Regions from separate parts of the Mus musculus genome. Here region 1 is linked to region 2. A link is a loop called in an ENCODE intact Hi-C map of the cell type or tissue named here. Cell type or tissue: left cerebral cortex. All regions are shown on one strand. Links, peaks and the distances in the headings refer to the core of each region. The heading gives the core; the rest is flanking DNA.

What was found. A loop is a pair of places that touch in the nucleus more often than their neighbours do. Peaks named below come from ENCODE experiments on the same cell type or tissue, not always from the same donor. Only the 100,000 strongest peaks of a DNase experiment are listed, where the experiment ranks them.
Region 1: a loop joins it to region 2, with 5 times the contacts of the local background. A loop is called at or near these places in 2 of 42 quality-filtered maps.

Annotation. Positions count from the first base shown.
Region 1 is chr14:86,779,642-86,784,045 of GRCm38, reverse strand. The region is part of intron 25 of Diaph3 (diaphanous related formin 3); the gene reads left to right. Among named protein-coding and RNA genes, the nearest start is that of Gm33025, 13 kb to the left of the region's middle. In left cerebral cortex, for the core only: a CTCF peak has its summit at 2,255 (motif pointing right); a DNase peak (open chromatin) is centred at 2,270.
Region 2 is chr14:87,213,409-87,217,812 of GRCm38, reverse strand. No RefSeq gene overlaps it. Among named protein-coding and RNA genes, the nearest start is that of Diaph3, 74 kb to the right of the region's middle. In left cerebral cortex, for the core only: a CTCF peak has its summit at 2,499 (motif pointing right); DNase peaks (open chromatin) are centred at 566 and 2,509.

The sequences.
Region 1 (4,404 bases), core at 131-4,130, 430 kb after region 2:
GACTTTGAAGAGGGACAACTCGTGCACATTTAAGAATTTTCAAATCTTTGTGTATCTATTTAATTTCTTTTCTTTGTTGGTTTTTTTTTTTTTCTTTCGAGACAGGGTTTCTTTCTATAACCCTGGCTGCCTGGCTGTCCTGGAACTCAGTTTGTAGACCAGGCTGGCCTTGAACTCAGAAATCCGCCTGCCTCTGCCTCCCAAGTGCTGGGATTAAAGGCGTGAGCCACTACCACCTGGCTATTTAATTTCTTAATGTAATATTTTGTAATTACTAATTTATACATCAGTTGCATGAGTCCTACTAAGTTGTGGGCTGTAATATGTTTATCTTTTTTTTTTTTGGTTTTGAAAACAAAGTTTTCCTGTTAAATATTCAGAAGACAGTTTTATTAGATATTTATATGCAGTAATCAAAAACTATAATCCCCAAATCATTTTCCTACTTAATGATTATAAATTTAGAAATGAAAAGTAACATTACAGTACTCAGTATACTGTTTTTATGTGTAAAGTCTGGGCTTATAATTTTGGGAGAGTTTTGTTTCATTTTAGGTTTTTGTTTAATAATTTATCTTATTTTTTGATATTATTATTATACCATTGTCCCTCCCCTTTTCTCCCTTCAGACCCCAGAGTATATCCTTCATTGCTCTCTTTCAAATCCATGGCCTTTCTTTTTTAATTAGATATTTTCTTCATTTACATTTCAAATACTATCCCGAAAATCCCCTATACCCTCCCCCCGCCCTGCTCCCCAACCTACCCACTCCTGCTTCCTGGCCCTGGCATTCCCCTGTACTGGGGCCTATGAGCAAGACCAGGGCCTCTCCTCCCATTGATGGCCAAATAGGCCATCCTTTGCTACATATGCAACTAGATACATAGTTCTGGGGAGTACTGGTTAGTTCATATTGTTGTTCCTCCTATAGGGTTGCAGACCCCTTTAGCTCCTTGGGTGCTTTCTCTAGCTTCTTCATTAGGGGCCCTGTGTTCCATCCAATAGATGACTTTGAGCATCCACTTCTGTATTTGCCAGACACTGGCAAAGCCCCACAAGAGAGAGCTATGTCAGGGTCCTGTCAGCAAAATCTTGCTGGCATCAGCAATAGTGTCTGGGTTTGGTGATTGTATATGGGATGGATCCCCAGATGGGGCAGTCTCTGGATGGTCCTTTCTTCCGTCTCAGCTGCGAACTTTGTCTCTGTAACTCCTTCCATGGCCTCCTTTTTTATTAATAGTTTTTACACACATATGTATTTAAATATATATTTCTAAGTACAGCCTGCTCGGGTCTGTATAATGTTGCTTGTATGTGTGTTTTGAGGGATGGCGCCTTGCTGTTGGATTGCCCATTCTCTTCCCCGGGAAGACTATTCAACTCTAATATTCTATAGTTCGCCGTAGTTCTCTGTGTATGTGATGGAGGCTTGAGGGCTTTTCCCAGAGCACTTTGGGGTCGCTGTTGTTGTCTGTGTTCAGGCAGTCCTGCTAGTGAAACTCAGGGTGTAGCTCCTGACCTCATGGCAGACTTCCCGCTCCTCTGGCTCTTACAGTCTTTCCATCACATTTCCTCTCTTAGGCTTATGCATCAGTTTAGGGTTGTTTTTGAGATATGATCAAAATATATATATCCCACACTGGTCTGAGTCCTGACCTTCCTGCTCAGCTCCCCCAGAGCTGATATTATAGGTACACCCTCCTCATGACTACATGATCTACAATATTAGTGATGCCAGTATTTAGATTATTATTTTGCCTTGGTGTCTGTATGTATGTGTAACATCCAAAAATGACTTTTTTCTTGTTGAACCACAAAAACACACATAAATAATCCTTTATTTGGGCCAGCACTTTGGTTAGGCTAAAGTATTTGCCACTAAGCCTGGCAAAATGAGTATTGTCCTCATAACTCACATGGTAGAAGAGAGAGCTGACTCCAGCAAGTTGTCCTCTGACCTCTAACACACACCCATACCCACACTCACACGCAGACCCATAACTAATAGATGTAAAACTTTTTCTGAGAACATTCATTTTATAATTGTAATCTGTGCAGCCTTATTTACTGTCCATCATGAAATTATTTAAATTAAAATCTAGATAAGATGAAATCCATCACATGCTGACTGTGACTTACACATCTCATTGCATTTATAAAAATTTTCACTTAAGTTTACAAATATTCTTAGGTATTGCCTGGAGCAACTCAACATATCATTAATGTTAATATTTTGATTGCCAGAAGGGGGCAGCATTCTACAGTTGCAGTTAGAGCTGCCACAAGGCCGGTCCATGAGAAATGGGATAATAGTTATGGACATGCACTCTGCTCATGTCTAGTGCCTCGGTGCATGGCGTCTCTAGCGTTGCTGGCAGGGAGACTGGGAAATGGGTGTTTTTAGCTTCTTGTTGTTGGCTTTTCTAGCCTTCCTAGCTGAAGTGGGCAGGGGCTGACGTAGTTAGTGGTTGAGGATGGATTTGGGCTCTTTTTCTTTTTGTTTTTTCTTTTTTTTTAGTTAGATATTTATTTCATTTACATTTCCAATTCTATCCCAAAAGTCCCCCACCTACTCCCCCACCCACCCACTCCCACTTCTTGGCCCTGTCGTTCCCCTGTACTGAGGCAGATAAAGTTTGCACAACCAATGGGCGTCTCTTTCCACTGATGGCCGGCCGGGCCATCTTCTGATACATATGCAGCTAAAGACACGAGCTCCAGGGGATACTGGTTAGTTCATAATGTTGTTCCACCTATGGGGTTGCAGATCCCTTTAGATCCTTGGTTACTTTCTCTAGCTCCTTTAATGGGGGCCATGTGATCCATCCAATAGCTGACTGTGGGCATCCACTTCTGTGTTTGCTAGGCCCCGGCATAGTCTCACAGGAGAGAGCTACATCTGGAGGATGGATTTGTTACAAATCCCAATCAGCTGAACAGGGAGAGTCACAGTATTAAATGTAATACCAGCTAATGTGGATCTGCCCTGACCAGGTGGAGACACTGTCTTTAAACAGGTTAACTCAATTCTGACAATAGCTTGCTAAGGTAAATTCTATTAAAGAACTCATCTCATAGCTCTGGGAAGGTATAGAGGGCCAAACATGGTCAGAATGGGAATGGAAAGCCAACCACAAGAACTAATAACTCTTTGCACTGGTCAGTTTCAGGGTAGAAGAGGCTTTCCTTAGGAAACACTATAATTTTTTTGCTTCTAACTCCCATGCGTTCACGTTAGAGGAATAATGAGCATAGGAAAAGAAAATGGAACATTTGAACTATTATGGTTTACTTTATCCCCGATCCCATTGCTTATAGTCTGTGGTTGTGTGCAGCATGAGAGAGGTCTCCTCTGCTGTTGTCTTTGTCGGTTAAGTTCCAATGAACATTGGCTCTCTACACCCCTTGACTCAAATTTCAACATTTCTTCTGTATTAAAACAAGTTCAGAGATTTCGTTTGAAGTTACTCCTGCGTTTTTGCTCTCTGGTTTAAATAGTATTTTGTGCTTTAATCTAGATGGTTAAGGGCTAAGACACTGTACCAAGAAAGGCTTCTGTAAATAGCTGCACGGAGCACTAATTCACGAAGGCATCGTAGACTAACAGCCAGGGTTTGTTTTTTGTTTGTTTGTTTGTTTGTTTTTGTTTTCCCTTCTGGAAGGTTGAGTTAAATGTGAGCCTGTAAATTTTGTTTAGTAGCACACTTTAAACACTCTTTTTTTGAAAAAAAAAGGGGGGGGGTATTTTATTTACATTTCAAATGTTATCCCCTTTCCCAGTTACCCTCTGTAAACCCCCTATGCCATCCCTCATTACCCTGCTTCTATGAGGGTGTTCCCCCACCCACCTACCCACTCCTGCCTCACTACCCTAGCATTCCTCTACACTGGGGCATCGAGCCTTCACAGGACTAAGGGCCTCCTCTCCCATTGATACCAGATAAGATCCCATCAGCTCTTTCGTTCGTCCATTGGAGTCCCTGTGCTCAGTCCAATGGTTGGCTGTGAGCATCCTCATCTGTATTGGTCAGGATCCAGCAGGGCCTCTCAGGAGACAGCTGTTTCAGGCTCCTGTCAGCAAGTACTTGGTGGCATCCGCAATACTGTCTGCATTTGGTGTCAGTATATGGGATGGATCCCCAGGTGGGGCAGTCTATGGATGGCCTTTCCTTCAGTCTCTGCTTCACATTTTGTCTTCGTGTTTGCTCCCATGAATATTATGCTCCCCCTTCTAAGAAGGATGGAAGAATCCACACTATGGTCTTCCTGCTTTGTGAGCTTCATGTGCTCTGTGAATTGTATTGGGATATTTGGAGCTTGTGGGCTAGTATCAATTTATCAATGAGTACATACCATGTGTGGTTTTTTTGTTTTTTTTTTTTTTTTTTGAGATTGGGTTGCCT
Region 2 (4,404 bases), core at 181-4,180:
AAAAAAAGCCAGGGCAGTGGCACGCATGTGTAATCCCAGCACTGAAAAGGCAAACATGTGAGCACTCTTTTGCTCATCCTCTGCTCTTCTGTGTCCTACAAGAATGAGTGTATGGAGAGACAGGGCTAAAGTGTCCTTAGCTGAAGTGCAAACTTATGCTTTCTTTGGAAAGTCGGTTATGTTAATTGATGTTTTGCTGGGGCACAGAGGTGAAAGGATGTCTTGCTAAAGCAGACATATGGACGAATGTTTTCCTGAAGCAGACACAGGTGAAAGGATGTTTTGCTAAAGCAAACACGTGAAAGGATGTATGAGGTTAAGAAGAAATATGAATGTAACCCAACAGACAGTGTATGATGCTAGAGATGGTATTGCCATTCCTTACTGGTCTTTGTTTGTCACGACTTTATAGAAAGAAATGCACCAAAAAACTTCTGGCAGCTTCTTGCCACTTCCTTGGACTTGGGCTGATTGGCCGAGTGAAGTGGAAGTTTCTGGATACGTCAGCTGACACAGACTTTCATGGAGTTTTACTGAGGCAAGATCTGTGGGAGGACATGTGATGTCTGGAAGGAGTATAAATAGGACTCAACGGACAATGACAGCTGGCTTACATGGCTAGCTTTGCAACACTTGACTTAGTTGAGAGAGGCATGGCAGAGAACTTCTCCTGGCATCCCCGCTGGCCCTGGTCACTCCTGCTGACTTGTGCCAGTTCAGCAGCGGCCTGGCTGGTTCTGCTGGGTCGTGCCACCACTGCTGATTTGTATTTGTTACCCTGACAGTACTTCTAAACAGGGTACAGCAGAGCCTTGTGGTTTCTTCTGGATCGACCTGACATTGCCGATTTGTGAATGGTGTTTATGAGTGGATTGAGCTGTCACTGCCAATTCCTGTGAACTGAACTGCTGATTTCCTGACAAAGCAGATTGAATTTTCTCCAAAGAACCATTTCTAACCAGGTCCACTTCCCTATATCCTAGTAACGGTTCTCTTCCTCTGCCTCTGATAGGTGGTAGGCTACAAAAGGAAGGTTAAAGCATTTAAGAACCCTTATTAAAAGTAGGTTCTGAAAAATCAAAAAAAAAAAAAAAAAGAAAAAGAAAAGAAAAGGATTCTTAGGAGCTTGCTAGCCAGCTAGTCCAGCTAAGTGAGTGACCCCCAGATTAAGAAAGAAATTCTGTCTCAAAAAATAAGGTGGAGAGAGCTGAGGAAAATATCTAACGTTGACCTCTGACTTCCACATGCACACACTCACATGCATGCACAGATGCACACATAGGCATACATATAAGCACACATATATGCATAAATATGCTACGGCATATTATCATCATAATAATAGTCATACTCAATGAAATAAATTAATAAGTAGAGAATACCAACATGGCTATGTATGTTATAACAGATATTGAAAGCAGTGTTTTGGGATCCATGTTGTATGGCTAAAGAAATAAAAGCTTCCTAAAAATATTGTTAGATAGTGATCCTCTCAAAACTAAGTTATGAGTAGCAATTCAATGACTACCTTTTATGTATTTTAGGATTGCGGAAATAAATAAATATACTGTGGATAATGATAGTATGATTTCTCATTGTGGGAAAAGAGATGGGGTATGCTATCATGAACCCTGGGGTAGTAGTTTGGAATCTGAAGCTTCAGTTTGGAGGTCAGCTTTTCCTATATTAGAAGATATATCAGCTAAAGATATAGGTAAATACATATGGAATGCATGGATGTGCACACGTGCGTGTATTTTCTTTCCTTCTCTCTCTTTGCGAGTCTACTGTAGTACCCTCGCAGCATGCTCATCCATCATTTTAAAAACCTCATCATCTGAGCCAGGGCTCCTTGGCCTGATTCAAGAACTCAGGCAAGAGCATCTCAAGAGGAAGCCTGAACTGTTCTCCTGGGCCAAGAAGCAAGGAGGTGGTCAAGATGTGACAGATGTGCAAAAGGCCAAGTGTCTCCTCGAGCAGCCCCACTGCTGGGACTGGAACATGCAGAGTTAAAATATCCAGCCTCACACTTATGTAAATAAACAGCAGATATAAGCCTTTCTTTTCCACGATTGCCTCCCCTAATAAAAATGGGCTGTTGTCACCTGTCCTGCAATTCTGCAAGGATTCATTGAGGGAGACAGTTTGAACAAGGCATTGCATGCACATATAATCATCCTACATTATGCAGATTCGCTTATAAATGTTAATTTGTCTCCCTGACTCATTTTTTTTTTTGGACACAATCATTACCCAGAATGCCTGAATATCACAATTTTGAACTTGAATCACTTTTGGTTTTTAGTCTTGGAAGTCTGTTGTCATTCCTGTTTGGTGGCCTCCTTCTGAACACAGCCTAGAGTATCCAGAGTGCTCATGTGGAACTCAGCACCATTTCCTTGTGTTCTGTGTTGCTTTTCCTCCCTCCATGTACACTGTGGTCCAAACTGGCATGATGCTGTTTTCTGCTAGATGCCCTTGGCATACCAATGGCCAGTAGAGAGCGCTGCAGGCTTGAAAAAAGATGACTCTCCTGTGCACAACCCTCTAGGGAGATCAGCTGCCATCCCACAAGGCTGTTTATCTCCTATGGTAAATTCCAGCTTGGCCACAGACACACTTTAAGCACATCTTCTTTTTCCTGTGTGAATATCGGATAGACCTAATTTTAGTATCATTCAAAAATGATGATGATCCTATTTTCTGTGGGTATTGTCTTCTAGTTATTTTGATCCTTGAAAGCAGAAAATGTTTCTACTTTTTTTTTCTTTTTGGTTAATCCTTCAACGTTCAATTTAATAATCTTCACAGCAGACTTGATGTTATCAACCCAGTTTTAGGTATATGCTAATCTTAGGAAACAGATACAAATCAAATCTTCTATGTCTGAGAGAGAGAGAGAGAGGAAGTTATGCCTGCCATTTGCCCGGGACTTGAGGATGCAGCACTTTTTTACAAGGTAGGATACTGTGCATGATCTGGATATAAATACATTAAACTTGACATAATTAATGATAATTAAGCAAAATACTGTTCACTCATTAAATATTTGTCAAGCATTCATGAAAGCCCCACACTATGTAGAACAGTGAGGATAAAATAGTCTTGTGGCAAATAGCAGACCTCTGTCCTCAGTGAGTTACAAAGCATACAGATGTGCAAACGCATGTAGTAATGTGCCATGATCTATGTGCCATGTAACCATGGTACACTGTGGTGCAAGGAAGGTATAGTGGGGTACCAAGGTCAAGGGGTGCTACTGAAATGACTAAAGAGGTCTTTACAGAGATGATCAGTTAGGGCCAAGTTTGAAATTCAATCTGTCAAGGGCAAAGAGAAGAGTTACAAAGGTTAGCTTGACCATAATCAAGGAAACCATCTAGCAAACAGTTGCAAAAGTTTAGTCTGGTGGCAATGACAGTTGGGCAGTGAGACTATCAAGCACCCCACATTCTGCAGATCTCGTTATAGGAACTGGGTAAATGAATATCCACTCAATATACAAAAGGAGAAATGAAAAGAGAAATCAGATATAAAGAAATAGACGTAGGCTTATAAATCATCACTAGTGAGGCTGAGTCGCAGGGTACATGTTGGAAGCAGGCTTGAGTATAACCAATACTGTCTCAAAAGAGCACCAACAAAGTTAAAGAAATAGATTATTATGAGACGAATCATTCGCTTATTTAACAAATTTATATTGTACAACTGCAGTTCTAGGGTCCAAGGAGCTTGTTACCAAAATCTCTGTGCTCTCAGTAAATGTGGATTTTAGAGGCTGCCGAGATGGCTCCGTGGTTACGAGCACTTGCTAATTTTGCAGAAGACCTGCAGTAAGTTCCTAGCACCTACAGAGAGGCTCACAATCCTCTGTAGCTCCAGTTACAGAGACTGCAACACCCTCTTCTATCCCTTTTAGAAACCGAGTACATACGTGGTACATGTATATACATACAGAAAAACACTTACACATGAAATAAAAGGTAAAACTCTTTTTAAAAACTGAAGAAATGTACATTCAAATACTATTTTGGTTAATCATTTTTGCCAACTTAATTGGCTTGAAACATCACCTAGGAGATTACTGAAGTGAATCTCTGGATTAGTCTACAAACGTGTTTCCGTGGGTTATTTGATCATGAAGGTTCTGACCTAATGAATGGCTTGATCCCTTGATGGATTCATAGTCTGATGACATTTTGAGGTGATGAAAAATAAAACTGGGACTTCATAAAAGTAAGTGGGCTAATGGAGTGTCTGTCAGGTTTTCTCTTCTCCAAGTCCCCTTCCCATATTCCACTTCCTCTGCTTCCTGCCCACCGTGATGTGCAAAGTCCTACCCCACCATGCTTTCTTAGGCATGATGGGCTGAGGTTACTTAACCATGAAGTCCTTCCTCTTTGT